Linked DNA regions of Homo sapiens: all the other regions are linked to region 3. A link is a loop called in an ENCODE intact Hi-C map of the cell type or tissue named here. Cell type or tissue: B cell. All regions are shown on one strand. Links, peaks and the distances in the headings refer to the core of each region. The heading gives the core; the rest is flanking DNA.

Evidence for each region. Hi-C counts contacts between places; a loop is a spot of excess contacts. Peaks named below come from ENCODE experiments on the same cell type or tissue, not always from the same donor. Only the 100,000 strongest peaks of a DNase experiment are listed, where the experiment ranks them.
Region 1: a loop joins it to region 3, with 17 times the contacts of the local background. A loop is called at or near these places in 86 of 110 quality-filtered maps.
Region 2: it touches region 3 in a loop (11-fold over the local background); 4 of 110 quality-filtered maps call a loop at or near these places.

The regions. Positions count from the first base shown.
Region 1 is chr19:48,967,009-48,973,188 of GRCh38, forward strand. GYS1 (glycogen synthase 1) reads right to left here. Exons shown (of 16, transcript NM_002103.5): 13 at 3,920-4,015; 14 at 3,538-3,701; 15 at 2,767-2,847; 16 at 1,122-2,603. The coding sequence ends at 2,280. Among named protein-coding and RNA genes, the nearest start is that of FTL, 4.8 kb to the left of the region's middle. RefSeq lists enhancers at 1,321-1,550, 3,316-3,843 and a cis regulatory region at 3,820-4,340. In B cell, for the core only: CTCF peaks have their summits at 4,106 (motif pointing left) and 4,305; a DNase peak (open chromatin) is centred at 4,093.
Region 2 is chr19:48,709,657-48,716,534 of GRCh38, forward strand. It overlaps MAMSTR (MEF2 activating motif and SAP domain containing transcriptional regulator), which reads right to left. Exons shown (of 10, transcript NM_001130915.2): 4 at 5,969-6,111; 5 at 5,606-5,790; 6 at 5,150-5,252; 7 at 4,710-4,904; 8 at 4,204-4,389; 9 at 4,060-4,114; 10 at 3,069-3,894. The coding sequence ends at 3,611. Among named protein-coding and RNA genes, the nearest start is that of MAMSTR, 6.6 kb to the right of the region's middle. RefSeq lists a silencer at 4,672-4,961. In B cell, for the core only: a CTCF peak has its summit at 3,651; DNase peaks (open chromatin) are centred at 3,615 and 4,625; H3K4me3 peaks cover 1,878 bases; H3K27ac peaks cover 785 bases.
Region 3 is chr19:48,792,110-48,799,283 of GRCh38, forward strand. It overlaps BCAT2 (branched chain amino acid transaminase 2), which reads right to left. Exons shown (of 11, transcript NM_001190.4): 7 at 5,082-5,224; 8 at 4,828-4,913; 9 at 4,469-4,609; 10 at 4,319-4,393; 11 at 2,955-3,355. The coding sequence ends at 3,317. It also overlaps the pseudogene RNU6-317P. Among named protein-coding and RNA genes, the nearest start is that of BCAT2, 15 kb to the right of the region's middle. RefSeq lists enhancers at 1,391-1,891, 3,124-3,193, 3,234-3,413, 4,011-4,646, 6,459-7,067 and 1 more. In B cell, for the core only: CTCF peaks have their summits at 3,178 (motif pointing right) and 3,380; a DNase peak (open chromatin) is centred at 3,272; H3K4me3 peaks cover 644 bases; H3K27ac peaks cover 985 bases.

The DNA.
Region 1 (6,180 bases), core at 1,181-6,180, 180 kb after region 3:
AGGCTATCTGGGTAGTGTTGAACCTGAGGGTTCTCTGCTTGCCTGGCTGTTAACTGTCCCTCCCAGATGGTAGAGATAGACTCCAGGGAGTTGAATTAAGACCTAGGTTGGTATCTAGAAACAGATGTTAGGTCTCAGCCAGAAACAGCCCTATTTAACGAGTGATTATGGGGCCAGGTGGGTCGCTCACCTGATGTCAGGAGTTCGAGACCAGCCTGACCAACATGAAGAAACCCCGTCTCTACTAAAATACAAAATTAGCTGGGTGTGGTGGCTCATACCTGTAATCCCAGCTAGTCAGGAGGTTGAGGTAGGAGAATCGCTTGAATCTGGGAGGCGGAGGTTGCAGTGAGCTGAGATGGCGTCATTGCACTCCAGCCTGGGCAAAAAGAGTGGAACTCCCATCTCAAACAAAAAACATGTCTGCCTCACGGAAGTTGCGGTGAGCTGAGATGGCGCCACTGTGCTCCAGCTTGGGCAACAGAGTAAGACTCTGTCTCAAAAAAGAAAAAAGCCTCAATTCTGGGAGGCAGTTGGAATTATTAGGCCCTTTATATGGGCACATTGACGCTATTGCTATGCAACTTGCATGGCAACCGGGGGGCTCACTGAGGTCTTTGCTCCAGAGTTTAAGAGATTATGGCCCGAGCTTGAGTGATCCCAATGTGAGGCGCACACTGAGAGGAACTGGCCAGTGGAGCTGAGCAGCCAGGAACACGTGATGCCCAAGCAATGCTGGACAAGGGGTTTAGGGTTCATCACAGAAATGGGATGTGAAACCTTGGGCCGGATTCTCCAAATGGGAACTGAAGAAGCTTAAAACAGGCCTTAAAAAGCACTTGCTGTGTCCAAGCTGCAAAACTGCTGTGTCAGCTCTGACTCTTCCCCTTCTCCTTCCCCTGGGTCTGGGGCAGGGTGGTTCAAGCCTGTAATCCCAGCACTTTGGGAGGCCAAGGCAGGACGATCACTTGAGCCCAGGAGGTTGAGACCAGCCTAAGCAACATAGGGAGACCCCCCAAGTCTCTCTAGAATAAGAGGATGAGCTCAGACCAGGGAAGGGGTGGTACTGGGGGGACGTCACAGCCAGGCCCACCAAGTGTCATGTCTGACCACACCTGGGATTCTTAAATATAGATGTATTTTTTTCATCTCATCTCCGGACACACTCCAATCACACCCCTCCTGCCCTCCCCTCTCAACTGCAAACCAAGCGGTGCAGACACAGCACAGCACACATGAGGGGCCCTCCCTTTCACCAAAGCTGAAGGCAGGGCACAGTTTGGGGATGGAAGAGCCTCGAGGTAAATGTGGGGGTTCTAGAACCCAGTGACCTCAGTTCTGGATCATGGGAAAGGGATCAGTATGCAGTAACGTGGTAAGGTTCCAGATCTAGAAGCCAGGACCTAGAACCTAGTGGTTTCACAGTGGGCAGAGCAGTTGGGAATAAGCCAGGTTAGGGGTGGGGGAAGACAGCCAGCTCTGTCCTCTGCAGGCGGATTCCCTGGAGGGAGATCTCAGATTTAGAAAGGAAGAGTAGGATCTGGTCCAGAAAGGGCCAGAAAGACAGGAAGGCATCTGGACTGAGACTGTGTGTCCTCCAGAAGGAATGAGCAGCCAAGTGGTTCTACCACCTCTTGCTTGGCCAAAGTGTAGGGGATGACAGGAGCCGGATGGAGGGATCCTCCAGGCAGAGCCTGGCTCTGACATGCCAGGGAGGGCTAGAACATCCCTCCCAGAGCCCCACTTCTGGAGTTGAAATGGAGGACCATCTGCTCTCAGTTACCTTCAAACTCTGAAAGTGCCCCGGCTCTGGACTTGATCGCCCCATTCGCAGGGACACCACGTGGTTTCCAGAACTTGGTGGCCCGCATGCCGGGCCTGAGCGTGGCCTGCTCTGTATGCTGTAGAATTTGTAAGCCACACGGGGGGCTCTAAAAGCCCCAGACCTGAAAGCACCATGCCAGGTTTCCTAAAACCTCTGGCACCACCGCAGAGTAATGGCAGATTCCTGGCCTCTGGGAAGCGGTCCAGGCCCAGGGGACTCCAGGGCGCTGATTATGCATATTCTGGAGCCAGAGAAAGGCACGGCTTTGTGGATTCTGGAGTGCAGGAACTTGGAAACTGGAGCTGGAGGGGGTGGAGTGTTTGGCGGACTGGGTGGGGGCACTGCGGGGCCACACCCAGTGCAGATCTGGAGCGGGGGTTTAGGAGCAGCACCCCTCTGCATCCTCTCTCTGGAGCAGAGAGGCAGGACAGGCGGGGAGTGTGGTGGGGCGGACTTAGTTACGCTCCTCGCCCAGGGAGCTGGTGGGGCTGAGGGGCTCGCTCGGGGTGCTGAGTGAGCTGGAGGTGGCCGTGTCCACAGAGTTGCGCTTGCTGCCGCTGGTGGAGGAGGTGCAGGACGCTCGGCGCGGCCACTCTGGTGCACGGATGTTGCGCCGGTCCTTGGCGGCCTCCTCGTCCTCATCGTAGCGCTCGCCGTCTTCCTCCAGCGGCCCGTTCCGGGGATCCTCCTCGTCCTCACTCTGGTGCGGGCTGGAGTGTCGTGACAGCGAGGGCGACGGTGGCACCGAGGCTGGCCGTGGGTAGCGGTACCCCTGGGCCTGCATACGGCGATGTGGGTGCAAACCAGGGTGAGCTGAGGACCTCACAGTCCCACCCAGGCATCCAGCCACCTCTAGGCCTTCCCACTCCAGGAGGGACCCCCACCCCACCGAAGCCCAGCCCTTTAGCTCCTGGCTAAGCAGAAATCCAGGGTCCACTCACCGCATCCGCCTCGTTGGGCTCGTAGGTGAAGTGCTCTGGAAAGGCCTTGGACAGCGCCATGTGGCGCGCAGACATATAGTACTAGGGGAAAGGAGGAGAGGGGGCAGAGGATGTGAGAGCCAGGCCCCACCCCCAGGCAGATGATGGGGGTCTTGGCCACACCCTTTATGCAGATGAGCACACTGCTGCACCCCATACAAATAATCCATCTATCTGACTCCACCCCTTATGTAGATAAGCAGACCTGTGAATGGACAGTTTCTGAGCCATACCCCTCAAACAGGGGCCGAATTCTCAAGTGAGTCTCCTCTTTGGCCACACCCTTATGCAAATGAGAACGCCTGACCAATGTTCTTTTTTTCTTTTTAAACACGGTCTTGTTCTGTTACTCTAGGATGGAGTGCAGTGGGTTTGAACAAGGCTCACTGCAGCCTCAACCTCCGGGGCTCAAGCGACCCTACCACCTCAGCCTCCCCAGTAGCTGGGACTACAGGCACGCACCATCACGCTCGGCTGATTTTTTTTTATTTTTAGTAAAAATAAAATGTTGCCCAGGCTGGTCTCTTAACTCCTGAGCTCATGCGATCCTTCCTGTTAGGCCTCCCAAAGTGCTGGGATTACAACCATGAGCCACCATCGCGATCGGCCTGGTTCATTGCTTAAAGGGACAGCAACTGTTACAAGTAGGATGAGACCCTGCACCCTGCACCAAAGACCCCTAGCCAGGAGCTGCTGATTTGCCAGGAGAGGATAGGAAAGTGGGGGTCCTACCCGGCCTAGGTATTTCCAGTCCAGAAGGTCGGAGAGGCGCTCCGTGCGGTTCCGCTGGATGATACGCTGCCGCCGGCTCTGCTGACAGAAACTGTAGAGGAAGGAGGTGAGCTGCGAGCAGGAATCATCCAGGCTGCGGAACCGCCGGTCAAGAATGTAGATACCTGTGGAGGCCAGGACCCAGGTTCAGAAAACATCCTGGGGAGATCTTCATGGTCTCCAGGACTCTGTGGCACCAGGACCCCTCCTCTCCCAGCGGCCCGAGAGCCCCCCCATTTCCTGGTGCCCCTGGTCTCCAAGGGTGCAAGCTCCTCCTTCCCAGGATCCAGGAGTCACTGTTCTCAAGCCCCCTTCCAGAATCCTCAGGGGCCTGGGCGCTGACCGTAAGCTGAGGGGTCTGCGATGTGTTCCTCCATGAAGCAGCCGAAGCCGGAGAGATTGGTGGAGATACTGGGGATTCCCATAACCGTGCACTCAGCTGCGGGAAGGCAGGAGAGAGACCCACTTAGCTTCCCTCATCGCCTACCGTCTTAATCGCAATAGACGCCTCAACACCGCCCTCTACTGGCGCCTGTACCAAGTGCCAGGCGCTGTGCGGAGCGTCGCTGAGCCCCCACAACCAGGCTGTGCATTTCCCTATTTCTCAGAGGGGACGCTAAGAGGCTCAGAAAAGAGAATTACTTGCTCTTGCTCCAAGATGCGGGAAAGTCCATAGTTGGGAGATAAGGATGCTAATTTATTGAGCATCCCAATATCCATTTGACTTAACTCTCACAACCTGTAGGATCGGGCCAAGGTCCATCATTCTACTTAATTGTCACAACCTGTAAGATCCTTTCTTGTGCCAGTATCTTGTACGGACTTAGTCTATTTTGATGGGGGGTAAGATAAGGTCTCTCATTATTAGTATCCCTGTGTACAGAGCATCTAGTACGTCTTGTTTAATACCTTTAACAACCTTGAGAAATAGTTCAAGGAATGTATTATAATTTTTTGATGGATTTTTATGCTTTTTTTTTTTTCTTTCGAGACAGGGTCTCACTCTGTCACCCAAGCTGTAGTGCAGTGGCACAATCTCGGCTCACTGCAACCTTCACCTCCCGGGTTCAAGCGATTTTCGTGCCTTAGCCACCCGAGTAGCTGGGACTACAGGCACACACCACCATGCCCAGTTAATTATTGTATTTTTTAGTATAGACAGGGTTTCACCATGTTGGCCAGGCAGGTCTTGAACTCCTGACCTCAGGTGATCCATCCGTCTTGGCTTCCCAAAGTGGTCAAATTATAGGTGTGAGCCACTGCGCCTGGCCCAATGCTTTTTTTTTTTTTTTCTCGAGACAAGGTCTCACTTTATCACCCAACCTGGAGGACAGTGGCTTGATCATAGCTCACTGCAGCCTTGACCTCCTAGGCTCAAGCAATCCTCCCACCTCAGCCACCCAAGAGGCTGGGACTACGAGCACACAACACTACGCATGGCTAATTAAAAATAAAAAAAAAAAAGGCCGGGCACGGTGGCTCATGTCTGTAATCCCAGCACTTTGGGAGGCCAAGGCGGGTGGATCACGAGGTCAAGAAGAGAAAAAAAAAAAAACCATCCTGGCCAACATGGTGAAACCCTGTGTCTAATAAAAATACAAAAATTAGCTGGGTGTGGTGGCAGGCGCCTATAGTCCCAGCTACTCTGGAGGCTGAGGCAGGAGAATCACTTGAACCCGGGAGGCGGTTGCAGTGAGCCAAGACTGTGCCACTGCACTCCAGCCTGGCAATAGAGCAAGACTCTGTCTCAAAAAAAAAAAAAAATCTTTTATAGAGACAGGGTCTCACCATGTTGTCCAGGCTGGTCTTGAACTCCTGAGCTCAAGCTATCCTCCCACCTCAGCCTTCCAAGATGCTAGGATTATAGGTGTGAGCCACTGCCCCTGACCTATAATTATTATTATTATTATTTTAGACAGGGTCTGACTCTGTCGCCCAGGCTGGAGTGCAGTGGCGCGATCTCAGCTCACTGCAATCTCTGCCTCTGGGGTTCAAACGATTCTCCCACCTCAACTTCCCGAAGGGCTGGGATTACAGGTGCCTGCCACCACCCCCAGCTAATTTTTGTATTTGTAGTAGAGATAGGGTTTCACCATGTTGGCCAGGCTGGTCTCAAACTCATGTCCTCAAGTGATCCTCCCACCTCGGCCTCCCAAAGTGTGGGGATTATAGGCGTGAGCCACCATGCCTGGCCTGATCTATAATTCTTATGTAAGTTTTCCTAAAAACATCTGTAAACTGCAAAAATAGGCACTAAATATAATACATCTGTCAGGCATGGTGGGATGCACCTATAATGACAGATACTCAAGAGGCTGAGGCAGAAGCACCTGAACCTAGGAGTTCCAGGTGAGCCTTGGCAACAGAGTAATAACCCCATCTCAAAAAAGAAACAAATAGTAAAATGTATTAAATATATATTTATGATATAGTTTGACTCTGTGTTCCCCCCCAAATTTCATCTCAAAATGTAGTCCCCACGTGTCGAGGGAGGGAAATGATTGGATTACGGGGGTGGTTCCCCCGCCGCTGTTCTCATGATAGTGAGTGAATTCTCACGAGATCTCATGGTTTTATAAATGTTCGTTTTTCCTGCACCCTCAC
Region 2 (6,878 bases), core at 615-5,614, 83 kb before region 3:
TGCTAGAGATAGTTAACTACTCACCTTTCCTATGTAAACCAGCCAATCCAGAGCCCACACCCCATCCACACCTTTATGAGCACAGGCTCCCTGAGCCAGGCACCAAAAACTCAGGACAGCCTCTATGCTCCAGAGCCTGCTGAAATTCAAACTAGGTAATCTCAAACCCACTTACCTTGCCTCTTCTGGTCTTTTTTGTTTTGTTTTGTTTATTTTTATTATTATTTCTTTGAGACAGAGTCTCACTCTTTCGCCCAGGCTGGAGTGCAGTGGCGTGATCTCGGCTCACTGCAAGCTCCACCTCCTGGGTTCAGGCCATTCTCCTGCCTCAGCCTCCCCAGTAGCTGGGACTACAGGCGCCCACCACTGCGCCTGGCTAATTTTTTGTATTTTTAGTAGAAACGGGGTTTCACCGTGGTCTTGATCTCCGGACCTCGTGATCCACCTGCCTCGGACTCCCAAAGTGCTGGGACTACTTTTGTTTTTTTAAGATGGAGTCTCACTGTGTTGCCCAGGCTGGAGTGCAGGCATGATCTCATCTCACTGCAAGTGATTCTCCTGCCTCAGCCTCCCGAGTAGCTGGAACTACAGGTGTGCACCACCACACCTGGCTAATTATTTTTTTTTTTTGTATTTTTAGTAGATATGGGGTTTTAGCACATTGGCCAGGCTGGTCTCGAACTTCTGACCTCAGGTGATCCACCCGCCTCGGCCTCCCAAAGTGCCAGGATTACAGGCGTGAATCACTGGGCCCAATCTTTTTTTTTTTTTTTTTTTTTTTGAAACACAGGATCTTGATCTGTTGCCCAGGCTGGAGTGCACTGGTGCAATCATAGCTCACTGCAACCTCAAACTTCAAAGCTCAAGTGATCCTCCTGCCTCAGCCTCCAGAGTAGCTGGGACTACAGGTATGAACCACGGTGTTTGGCCCTGAAACCTATTTTTTTTTTTTTTTTTTGAGATGGAGTCTCACTCTGTCACCCAGGCTGGAGTGCAGTGGCGCGATCTTGGCTCACTGCAACCTCCACCTCCCAGATTCAAGCAATTCTCCTGCCTCAGCCTCCTGAGTAGCTGGGATTAAAGGCGCATGCCCAGCTAATTTTTGTATTTTTACTGGAGACTGGGTTTCACCATATTGGTCAGGCTAGTCTCGAACTCCTGACCTCATGATCCACCCGCCTCGGCCTCCCAAAGTGCTGGCATTACAGGCATGAGCCACCGCGCCCGGCCAAAACCTACATTTTAAAACATTTTGCTGCTAACAACTTACCCTATGACGTTCTTCCCAGGACTGCCCTTGGGCTGGAGGTTCCTGGGAGTTTATGTCATTCCTCCCTCCCTCTGTGACCCATGGCTCATGGCTGACTAGGGGTGGTATAGTGGCAAGTCTCCAGATGTAGCCCCTAGTGAGCATGTCCCTGATATTCACAGATTTGTATAGTGCCCTCCCGTATTTAACGTGGGCTTGCCTGACTTGCATTAATTATAAAATACAGTGGAAGAGAAATTGTGCCAGTTTCAAGCCTAGTCTTTAAGAGACTGGTAGCTTCTGCTCCTGGCTCTTGGAATACTCACTCTTGGGAGCCCTGAGCTATCATGCAAGAAATCTAGTTATCCCGGGGGAGAGGCCACAGAGGAATAGTGCTGACACTGCATGGAGTGTCACACTGCACAACCCAGCTGGGCCCAGCCTTCATGCTATCCCCACCACGGTGCCACACACATCTGATGTGCCATCTTGTATGTGCTAGCCCAGGTGGGCCCTGAGATGACTGCAGCTCTAGCCAACATCACATGGAACTGAAGAACTGCCCTGCTGAGCCCAGTCAACCCATGCATTTGTGAGCAGTCATAGATAGTTATTGTTTTACAACTCTAAGTTTTGGGGTGGTGTGGGTTTTTGTTGTTTGTTTGTTTGTTTGTTTGTTTGTTTTGAGATGGAGTAGCACTCTGTTGCCCAGGCTGGAGTGAAGTGGCATGATCTCAGCTCACTGCAGCCTCCACCTCCTGGTTTCAAGTGATTCTCCTGCCTCGGTCTCTCACGTAGCTGGGATTACAGGCTCCCACCACCATACCTGGCTAGTTTTTTTTTTTTTTTTTTTTTTTTGAGACGGAGTCTCGCTCTGTTGCCCAGGCTGGAGTGTGGTGGCACAATCTCAGATCACTGCAAGCTCCGCCTCCCGGGTTCACGCCATTCTCCTGCCTCAGCCTCCCGAGTAGCTGGGACTACAGGCACATGCCACCATGCCCAGCTAATTTTTTTGTATTTTTAGTAGAGACAGGGTTTCACCGGGTTTCACCGTGTTAGCCAGGATGGTCTCGATCTCCTGACCTCGTGATCCGCCCACCTTGGCCTCCCAAAGTGCTGGGATTACAGGTGTGAGCCACCGTGCCCGGCCCAGTTTTTATGTATTTTTAGTAGAGATGGGTTTCACCATGTTGGCCAGGCTGGTCTTGAATTCTTGGCCTCAAGTGATCTGCCTGCCTCAGCTTCCCAAAGTGCTGGGATTACAGGCGTTTGCCACTGAGCCTGGTTTGTTGTTTGGCTATAATAAGCTCAAACAGGGAGATACAAAGGCCCAGTTCCATGTGTCCCAAGACAGGAAAGACTCCACAACTTAATTTGTGCTCTGGAGCTCCCTGCAGGATTAGGCTGAGGTTGGAACTTCACCTGAAGTCACCTCTTGCTCCTCTTCCCCTTTGCTGTCCTGTTTTCCCCACTCTTCTGCTGGTTTCTCCTGGGAACATTTCTTTCTTTTTCTCTCTCTCTTTTTTTTTTTTTAAGATGGAGTTTAGCTCCTGTTGCCCAGGCTGGAGTGCAATGGAGCGATCTTAGCTCACCACAACCTCCGCCTCCCGGGTTCAAGCGATTCTCCTGCCTCAACCTCCCAAGTAGCTGGGATTCCAGGCATGTGCCACCATGCCCAGCTAATTTTTTTTTGTGTGTGTGTGTTTGGTAGAGACAGGGTTTCACCATGTTGGCCAGGCTGGTCTCGAACTCCTGACCTCAGGTGATCCACTTGCCTCAGCCTCCCAAAGTGCTGGGATCGCAGGCGTGAGCCACCGCACCCAGCCAGAACACTTCTTTAATAAATGACTGGCATTTATATCTTGTCTCAGGCTCTGCTTCCAAGAGAAGCTGATCTTAGACCTGATGCTTCTAATTTTTTCATCTCCAACCAGAACCCAGGGAGGTCAGGGTCCGGCTCCCCCATTCTCCCTCTCCACTCTTTCTTGCTCCTCTCCTGCATCCAAAAGGCATAACCACCTTCCAGGCTCCCCAAACAACAGGGAGCCATCTACCGGGGTCGGGGGCATGTAAGAACATCCATGAGGTCTCTGAAGGAAGCAGCAAGCAGCTTGTTTGCCGTGGCCAGCAGCAAAAGAAGCCCCCCAACCATACCACGCCGGAGGGGGATCATAAGGAGGCCAGGTAGGCAAAGTTAAGGCAGTTGCATGTCAGCAGCACTTCAGGAGGCAGGTGGGGTTGGAGGTTGTCTCCGATCCTGTGTCTGCGGTAGGAGGGGCTCTGCTGGTAGTTCCCTCTCCTCCCACAAGGAGCTTCTCTCCACCCCCATCAGTTCTCTGTCTCTGTAAATCCTAGAATCCATCACCATGGATCCTCCAGCAGGTCCCACAGCCGGCTGCTGCTGGAGTCAGATAAGTCAGCGGAGAAGATGCTGGGGGGTGGGGGACCAGAACCCAGAGGAGGACCCCCGCTCAGGGCCTCCAGCCAGTCCAGGGAGTCCGTGGGGTCCCTGGGAGAAGGGGAGGAGGAGTTCGTGGGAGACGGGAGTGAAGAGGAGAAAACAGATGAGAGGCCTTCAGAGTCCGGGGAGGGGGACAGCACGTCGAAGGAGCCAGGGAAGTCCAGGGGAATAGGGGGCAGGGGGTCTGCGGGATAAAGAATGGTACATGAGCTTGGAAAGTCAGGGGTCCGGGCGCCAGCCCCCCATACCCCATTTCCAGGATCCAGCTCCCCAGCTCACGCCTCCCTTGGACGCAGGAGTCCAGAACCTCAGCCCCCACCTCCCCTAAATCTAGCAGTTTGGATCCTACCATCAGGCTCCACCTGATCCTCCAGGATGTCATCGATGCCCCGGTTAGGAAGCAACTGCGGATGGAGAAATTTGGCGTGAACTCGGGACTGCGACCTGGACCTGACTGGAGAACCCTAGCCGGATTCAACCCACACCCTCTTACCTGCGCCCTCCGGATCGCTTCCTGCAGCTCCTCCTCCAGAGTCAGAGCCGCTGAGCCCGGCCCTGAGGAAGGGGTCAGGGCTGGAGCTGCAGCAGGAGCCGGAGTGGGAGTTGGAGCCGGAGCCGTCCCCGGGGTATCCGCGGCACGTGGAAGAGGTGGCCTGTGAGATGCTGCGCTGGGCTTGACCTAGAGCAGCCAAGAGGGCGAGCGCCCATAAGCCATGCCCACAGGGCGCAACCCCACCCACTCGCAACGTGTGGCTCCACCCCTTGATCCTCTCGCGACCCCTCGCTCATCAACCCCTTTGGCCTCGCCCCCTATTCTTTCATTGGCTCCTCTTCTCTAAAGATCCGCCCCCTGTTAGTCTGAACCACGTCCCCTCGCCTTCAAGGCTTCCTACCGCTGGTCCTCGCCCCCACACTTCATTGGCTAGTTTTTTCGACACCCCGCCCCGGCCCACTTTGCTTTCTCTTCATTGGTCCGCAAGCTCATAGCCCCGCCCTCACCGAGCCCTGACGCCGGGCGGCTGCCAGGGCCTTGGGCTTGAGGCGCGGCCAGGGAGCACCCGCGGGACTGTCCTCGCGCCGCGGCTTCGGCCGCTCGCGGGGCGGCGCGCCGCCGCGCATGCGCTCCAGGAGCATAGACTTGGTCCCCGACACTGGGAGGCCCCGCAGGCGCAGCTGCTGCCGGAGCTCTGAGACCTGGGGAGGGGCGGGGCGTGGGAAGAGGCAGTGCTGGGCGGGCTCCCGGGCGCAGGCAGGAGCTGGACAGGATATTTGGAAACCGAGAAAGGAGGCACTGGGGGTCCGGACTCCTGGGACCCTAAAACAGGATGGGACTGGGTACCCGATCTCCTGGATTTCCAGAGGGCAGAGGCTGCGGGGTTGGAATTCTGGGACCCCACCGAAGGAGAGAGAAGGCCTGGAAAGTTACACCCCAAACTCACCGTCAGCTCCTCCAGTTTAAGGGTCTGAAGTTCCAACTTGTGTGGGGGGGGCGAGGGGCTAGGGACTCCTGGTGGGCAGGGAGTGAGGGGAGAGGGCTTCATCCTGGTGATAATCGTGAGGGGCGAACAAAGGTTAGAGAGGTAGAGGGGGAAAAGGCGTTCTGGGGTCCTCAAAGACGGGGAGCTGGGGAAGATGCAGAAAAGTGAGGGTCCAGAATTCTGGGTCTCCAAGGGCGCAAACATGGGGCTAGATTTCTGTGCATGGGGGAGGAGGAACTAGGCGTTCAGACTCGGGTCTGAAGGGCGAAGGGAGGGGCTGGGATCCTGGACTCTTAAACCCTGGGAGAAGAGAGGGTTGGGGGCCCCAATCCCCTAATCTTGGACTCGAGGTTTGAGGGAGGAGGATGCTGGGACCTGAATTTCTGGGTCCCGGGAGAACAGAAGTGGGTGTCATACCTAGGATGTGGCTGCTGCGAGTCTGTCCCTTCCCACAGAGATGGCCCAGGAGGACCCAGGGCGGACCCCTCGGCTTGGGGGTCCGCCCTGGATCCCTGTCTCGGCTCTGGGGGCATGTACTGGTGGTATGTCAAGTTCCCCCTGGGCTTGGACTCCCTCCAACGTTGGGAGATCTTGGGAGACTCCTGAAAGAGCAGGTGTGATGTTTTAGGCTTCAGCGCGGCTCCCACCTTCCGGCCCCAGGACTACATGCAAAGTATGGGGTCAGCTCGGTGCCACCGAAGAGGAGCAAAAATGGCAGCAGCAACAAGGGAGACAAAGACTAGGCTCTCAGAGGGACCTCTCCCTCCAGTCGAGACTCACCTTCTTTGGGGACCTCCAAGGAGGACAATATTCTGGCTCGGGGAGCAGGACCCCAGGGCTGAAGAGGAAAGGGGCCGTGCCCGAGGGCAAGGCCGGGGCCAGAGGAGGGTCTGAGGCTGAGATCCACGGGTCCGGATCCGAGACTGGAGAGACGGTGAAGGACCCTGAGAGGCCTGCAGGCAGCAAGCCAGGCCGGGAGGAGCAAGGCTGTGTGGAAAGCGGGGCTCCAGGGTGCCGGAGGGCAGGCCAGGGAGCAAGACTTGATTGCTGGGAGATGGGCGCCTGAACTGGATCTGAGGGCGGAGGTGTGGGGGGGCTCCGGTTGCTACATTCTCAAGTAAAGCAGGAATTTTCTATCACAAAGGGGTGTGGTAGCTGAGGATCACAGATGTCTGAGGTTTTGCTAGGACAGGGGTGGGGCCTGCACTCCTGGTTCTTGGGGAGAGGGAGAGGCTGAAAGCTACATCCAGGCCGGCCGCGGTGGCTCACGCCTGTAATCCCAGCAGTTTGGGAGACTGAGGCGGGCGGATCACTTGAGGTCAGGAGTTCAAGACCAGCCCGGCCAACATGGTGAAACTCCGTCTCTACTAACAATACAAAAATTAGCCAGGCGTGGTGGCACGTGCCTGTAATCTCAGCTACTCAGGAGGCTGAGGCAGGAGAATCGCTTGAACCTGGGAGGTAGAGGTTTCAGTGAGCTTAGATTGAGCCATGACACTCCAGCCTGGCGACAGAGCAAGATTCCATCTCAAAAAAAAAAAAAAAAAAAAAAGCTATATCCAGAGCTTCTCATGTATACCAAATGTGGAGACCAGGATGCCTGTCTTCTCCAAAGAAGCAGGATCCAAGTTCAAGCATCTCATTAGGGTGGAGAAGCAGGAAGCAGAGCTCCTAGGGGTGGGGTGGCCAG
Region 3 (7,174 bases), core at 934-5,933:
TTTGTATTTTTAGTAGAGACAGTGTTTCCACATGTTGGCCAAGCTGGTCTGGAACCCCTGACCTCAGGTGACGAGCCTGCCTTGGCCTCCCAAAGTGCTAGGATTACAGGCATGAGCCACCAAGCCCAGCCTTAATTTTATTTTAAGTTCTGGGGTACATGTGCAGGACATGCAGGTTTGTTACATGGGTAAACGTGTGCCATGGTGGTTTGCTGCACCTGTTAACCCATCACCTGGTATTAAGCCCCGCATCCATTAGCTATTTATCCTGATGCTTTCCCTCCCCACCACCCTGCAACAGGCCCCAGTGTATGTTGTTCCCCTCCCCGTGTCCTTGTGTTCTCATTGTTCAGCTCCCACTTATAAATGAGAACATGCGGTGTTTGGTTGGTTTTCTTTTTTTCTTTTTTTTTTTTTTTAGATGGAGTCTCGCTCTGTCACCCAGGCTGGAGTGCAGTGGCACGATCTCGGCTCACTGCAAGCTCCACCTCTCAGGTTCACACCATTCTCCTGCCTCAGCCTCCCGAGTAGCTGGGACTACAGGCGCCCACCACCATGCCCGGTTAATTTTTTTTTTTGTATTTTTAGTAGAGACAGGGTTTCACCATGGTAGCCAGGATGGTCTTGATCTCCTGACCTCGTGATCCACCTGCCTCAGCCTCCCAAAGTGCTGGGAGTACAGGTGTGAGCCACCGCGCCCGGCTTCTTTATTTTTTTGAGAGAGGGTCTCACTCTGTCACCCAGGCTGGAGTGTAGTGGTGTGATCTTGGCTCACTGCAACCTCCATTTCCCAGATTCAAGCAATTCTTGTGCCTCAGCCTCCCGAGTAACTGAGAGTACAGGTGTGTGCCACCATGCCTGGCTCATTTTCATATTTTTAGTAGAAATGGGGTTTCACCATGTTGGCCAGGCTGGTCTCGAACTCCAGACCTCAAGTGATCTGCCCACCTCGGCCTCCGAAAGTGCTGGGATTATAGGCGTGAGCCACTGTGCTCAGACCGGTGTTTGGTTTTCTGTTCCTGTGTTAGTTTGCTGAGGACAAAAAAATATGGAATGCTTTGCGAATTTGTGTGTCATCCTCGCACAGGGGCCATCCTAGTCTTCTCTGTATCATTCCAATTTTAGTATATGTGCTGCCGAAGTGAGCACATGGATTGTTTTATCAAGGGAAGAAAGCTTCCCAGAGGCCTCCAGGCAAGTTTCCCTTAGGATCCCCTTGGCCTCTAACCTTTCCTTGAGGGATCATTGACAATGGGAAATGAGAGGATGTGGTAATGGGTCTGCTGACGCCGTAAAAAACTGGACTTTCAGTGTCAACGCCGATGGCTGCTGGATAGGCCACAGATCATGTTTGCCAGAATAGTCCCACAGGGTGTCCCTCCAGCAAATTGGATCAAGGAGATTAAGCACCACACCTGAGGTCACACAGCCAGCCGATAACCAAGGCAGTCTGTGAATTCGAATCTGCAAGAGGATGTGCCTCGTCCATCCGAATGCCTGGCTTTCTCTACACCTCCACATAACAATTATAATATGAAAAGGTATATGTGGGCCAGGTTGGGTAGCTCATGCCTATCATCCCAGCATGTTGAGAGGCCGAGGCAGGTGGATCACCTGAGGTCAGCAGTTTGAGACCAGCCTGGCCAACATGGCAAAACTCCCATCTTTACTAAAAATACAAAAATTAGCTGGGCATGGTAGTGCACGCCTGTAGTCCCAGCTACTGGGGAGGCTGAGGCAGGACAATCGCTTGAACCCAGGAGGCAGAGGTTGCAGTGAGTCGAGATCATGCCACTGCACTCCAGCCTGAGCGACAGAGCGAGACTCTGTCTCAAGAAAAAAATAAAATAAAGTGTGTGTGTGTGTCTGTGTGTGTGTGTGTGTGTGTGTGTGTGTGTTGGAGTGCAGTGGCATGATCTCTGCTCACTGCAACCTCTGCCTCCTAGGTTCAAGCGATTCTCCTGCCTCAGCCTCTCAAGTAGATGGGATTACAGGCACCCTCCACCACGTCCAGCTGGTTTTTTTGTATTTTTAGTAGAGATGGGGTTTCACCATGTTGGCCAGGCTGCTCTTGAACTCCTGACTTCAGGTGATCCGCCCACCTTGGCCTCCCAAAGTGCTGGGATTACGGGCATGAGCCACAGTGCCTGGCCTTTTTTTCAAGACAGTCTTGCTCTGTCACCCAGGCTGGAGTGTAGTGGCACAATCACAGCTCACTGCAGCCTCAACCTCCCGGGCTCAGGCAATCCTCCCACCTCAGCCTCTGGAGTAGCTGGGACTATACTCACATGCCACCTCACCTGGTTAATTTTCTGTATTTTCTGTACAGATGGGATCTCACTGTGTTGCCCAGCCTGGTCTCAAGCAATCCTCCCGCCTCAGCCTCCCACAGTGCTGGAATTGCAGGTGGGAGTCACCATACCCAGTCTAAACTCTTCCACGTTTAATCCCTCCAGCAGGTGAGAGTATCGTGCCTCACTCCACACCCACTAGGGTCCCGTGACTACAGTCCTGGCTGAGGGCACTGGGCCACGTCTGGGTGTAGAAAAGACCCTTTGGGCCAGGTAGCAGACTGCAGGCTGGAACAAGGGTGCCAGTAGAAGACAGCAGCTGAGCTGAGGCCAGGGCCTAGGGGACAAAGAGGCGGGGGAACGGACAGCAGAGTCGGGGGCAGGAGGAACAGGGATCGGGGCCTCGTGGGCTTTGAGAGAAAAGGATGCAGCACCTAGGGGTCCGGCCTAGAGACTGGGAGACGGGAAAGTAGGGGAGGAGCTGGTTGGTGGGGGGCAGATAGTAAGTTCAGTGCCGGAGACATGAAATGCTCCCCCAGGTTGGAGAAACCATCAGAACACTGGGGGCTCGGATGACTGAGTCCTTCAGAATAAAATGGGCTGAGGAAGCAGGATTCCTGGGTTAAAGCCCCAGAGTCACGTCACTGAAGAAGCCCGACAATGTGTGTTCTTTGGCATTTTATTTCAAAATTGCAGCAAAGACAGAGAAAAAAAAATCAACGGCAGCACCAGGGGTCTGGCCTGAGAACGGAGAGATCCGGAATCGGGGCCAAGGTGTATCCTTGACCGCACGACAAGGAGTAATGGGCGGACCTGAACCCGCGACGAGGGGCTGGGGGCCAAGATGCCTGGGTCGGCCCTTACGGCTTTGGGAGTGTCGCAACCACATGGGGGCGCCAGAGACCCAGACGCCGCCCGCTGGCCTTTTATTTCGTATTGCACTTCAGGTGAGTCATTGGTAGGGAGGCGAGTGCTGGCGTGACGAGATGCTACGGGTCGGTGGATCTGGAGCACAGCCTGCAGCTTCACACCGGGAACATCCACTCGTGGGCTCTGATTCCGTACTGCGGAACAACGGAGGCAGTGCGTGAGGTGGAAGCTGCACTACAACTCCCAGTAGGCCCTGGGGTGTTCCAGGCCGAGTGCCTACGGAGCTGTGCCCCAGCGGCTCACGGGAAATGTAGTCCACTTCCCAGAGGGCCCCAACAATGATGGGAACGGGGAATCAAGGCTAAGGCGGCGCAGAGGCTTCCGGGAGATGTAGTTCTGAAGACAGGAATTATGGCCAGGCCTCTAAGGCTCTTGGAAAAAGTCACTTTCAGCTCAGAAAGCCCAGATAGTCAGAGGATGTGTAGTTCTAGGTCCTGATGCACAAAAGTTTACAGAAATGTAGCTCTAGGTCTGGGAAAGGAGCCCAGAGATTCTTGGGAAAGAGATCTTGGCCCAGAAGATGGGAATACCCCCAGAGATTTATGGGATTAAACAGTCTGGTGCCAGAGAGGGGCCAAGGTCCAGAGGCTCATGGGAGGAAGCTTTCTCCGGCCAAAGGGATAGCCCAGGGCTCCAGGGAATCTTGGGAGGCCAACCTCTGAGATGGCCAGAGGGCTGGCTAAGGTCTCAGTGATTCATGGAAAGGGCCTTTCTCCCACCAGGGCACCCGGGGCAGCAGAGGATCACAGGGAGGGAGTTTCTCCCACCAGGGCACCCAGGGGCCTCAGAGGCCCACGGAGAGGGGGTTTCTCCTACCAGGGCACCCAGGAGCCGCAGAGGATCACAGGAAGGGGTTTCCAAAGCTGAAGACATATCCAGGGCTCCGGGAGCTCCCAGGAAAGGGTGATTTAGCCCCAAGGGGTTTTCCAGGCCACAGAGCAGCACAGAAAGCCCACTCTCCAGGGCCTCAATAAGAAAGGCCATTATCTGTTCCTGGTACTACTGAAGGAGGCTGGCTGTTAGTCCAGGGGCTCATGGGACACCAACTTCTCCAGGGAACAAGCTCCCAGCCCATTCCCCAGCTCCCTGCAGCTCACCTGGATCTCCTTCAGCTCCTTCTGGAAGCGGAGGATCAGCTCAGGCCCATTTTCCATGGTGGGAATGTGGAGGTTCTGGGACAGAAGGTGCGGTGAGGACCAAGCCCCTCCCCTCCTTCCCTCCCACCCACAATGGCAGCCCCGCCTCACCCTGTCTTTGTACAGGATTCGGTGCACTGGGCAGACCTGGCAAGCGGTGCCCGAGCCAAAGACTTCCCGCACGCGGCCCTCCTCCAGGGCCCGCAGCAACTGCTTCATGGTGATCGTGCGCTCCACCACCCGGAACTCACCCTGCAGGGCAGTTGGCAGAGACACGTGTCCCCAGAGGGTTGCCCTGCTGCAGACCTCCACCTCTCCCTCCCTGAGGATAGTGAGAAAGACAGAGGCCCAACGGGAGAGACAGACCCAGGAGAAGGGGCAGAGACATGCCAGTGTGCCCCAGTCCCAGCCCTCTGATGCCCTGGCCCCTGGCACATGGCGCCCATCACCAGAAGATGCCATGTCCTCACCCAGGTCTGAGCCATGTCCAGTAGACTCTGTCTGACCACTCCAGGCAGGATAACACCATTCAGCGGGGGCGTCACCAGCTCCAGCACTAGGGCAGGTGTAAGGGGTGGAAGATGTTACCTCTCACCCCCTAGCACCGCCGTCTTAAGAGCCACCCCCTTCCCCCATCCCAGAATCCCTGGGGCCTGTAACCTGCCAGGAATGATGGTGCCACCCACTTCCACCAGGGTTCGGGCTGGGTCATGGGTGGGCTTACCCCCATCTTCGTGGGTCCAGTAGACAAAGATGTTCATGGTTCCCACCTCGGTGAGCTGGTGGTCGGGCCCATACAGCCAGAGGACCTGTTCACAGCCCCGCTTGAGTGCCTCCTGTTGCACTAACACGGTGGGCCCATAATTCCTGGTGGAGGGCAGTCTGGTTGGGTGGGGCAAGGGAGCCCCATCCTTCCCCAGCCCAGCCCCAGAGGAGGCTCATCCTACTCTCTCCCGTCTCCCTGCTCACAGCTCTCACAGGGCTCCCCAGTTCCCCTGAGATGGAATCCTTGACTTTTCATTTGGCATCAGGACCCTAAATGGTTATGTCCCCTCTCTCCTGTCTCTTCCCACTTTTCTTTCTTTTCTTTTCTTTTTTTTTTAAGACGGAGTCTCGCTCTGTCACCCAGGCTGGAGTGCAGTGGTGCGATCTTGGCTCACTGCAACCTCCGCCTCCCAGGTTCAAGAGATTCTCCTGCCTCAGCCTCTCTTGACCTGGTGATCTGCCCGCCTCAGCCTCCCAAAGTGCTGGGATTACAGGCGTGAGCCACCGCGCCCAGCCCTCACCCATTTCATACTGACCAAATCCTCAGCTGTCATTCAAAACCATTTCTTTTTTTCTTTTTTTCTTTTTTTTTTTTTTGAGACAGAGTCTTGCTCTGTCGCCCAGGCTGAGGCTAGAGTGCAGTGGTGCGATCTCAGCTCACTGCAACCTCCGCCTCTCGGGTCCAAGCGATTCTCGTGCCTCAGCCTCCTGAGTAACTGGAGTAACTGGGGCATGCAGCACCATGTCCGGCTAATTTATATTCACATTTATATTTATATGCCCGCCTCAGCCCCCCAAAGTGCTGGGATTACAAGAGTGAGCCACAGCGCCCGGCCTTACTTTTTATATTTTTAGTAGAGACGGGGTTTCACCATGTTGGCCAGGCTGGTCTCAAACTCCTGACCTCAAGTGATCCGCCTACCTCGGCCTCCCAAAGTGCTGGGATTACAAGCGTGAGCTACCGCGCCTGGCTCCAAAACCGTTTCTGTTGTCACCTCCTCGAGAGGTGTTTCCAGACCTCCAGGCTGGGTGCTGGACCTTCCCTGGACTCCCCCAGTGAACTGGGCTACCTGGATGACTTTCTGAGTCTCTCTCCCAGAGATAGCCTCTCCCCTCAGCTGCTAACAAGCCTCCCATGGCTCCCCAGTGCCCCAGGACAAGACCCTAGCCTCCTTCCGGCATTCCAGGCCTGCCTGGGTCTAATGAATACTTGCTAAGCATTTTTCAAAACCCAAACTTATTTTTGTAACCTGAACATCTTCTGTGATCCTATTCCTTCTGTCCCTGTACACATGGTTCCCAGGACTGGAAACAGTTTGCTGACTTTTGTACCCAGGAAACCCCCTCCTCCCTCCTCGTCAGACCTAGTTGAAGGGTCGCCTCCTCTGCGAAACCTTTCTTTTTTTTTTTTGAGATGGAGTTTCGCTCTGTCGCCCAGGCTGGAGTGCAGTGGCGCGATCTCGGCTCACTGCAAGCTCTGTCTCCTGGGTTCTCGCCATTGTCCTGCCTCAGCCTCCTGAGTAGCTGCGACTACAGGCGCCCGCCACCAAGCCCGGCTAATTTTTTTTTTTTTTTTTTGTATTTTTAGTAGAGATGGGGTTTCACTGTGTTAATCAGGATGGTCTCGATCTCCTGACCTCGTGATCTGCCCGCCTCAGCCTCCCAAAGTGCTGGGATTACAGGCGTGAGCCACCGCCTCTGGCCTCTGTGAAGGCTTTCACAATGCCCTGGGTCACCTCACCAGAGAACATGCAGCTCCGAATACTGGGGCTCCCACCAGCCTGGGAGACCCAGGAGAGCAGGGCTCGGGGCTGACTCATCTGTGTCCCCAGCTTCTGCCAGCACAGGGCCTGGCCCTCAGGAGACCTCACAGGATGTGGCTGAAAGGACCTGAATGCACCCCCAGCTGGGGCCACATTCCTGTCCCAACACGCCAGTGCCCACCCTCTGCCTTGGTTGCCCAGGAGACCCAGCTGTCTCCTTCCTGCCCTGCTGAGCTGAGGCCACTGGGAGACAGATTTACACAGAAAGTCCACACGGGGGTGAGGGGCT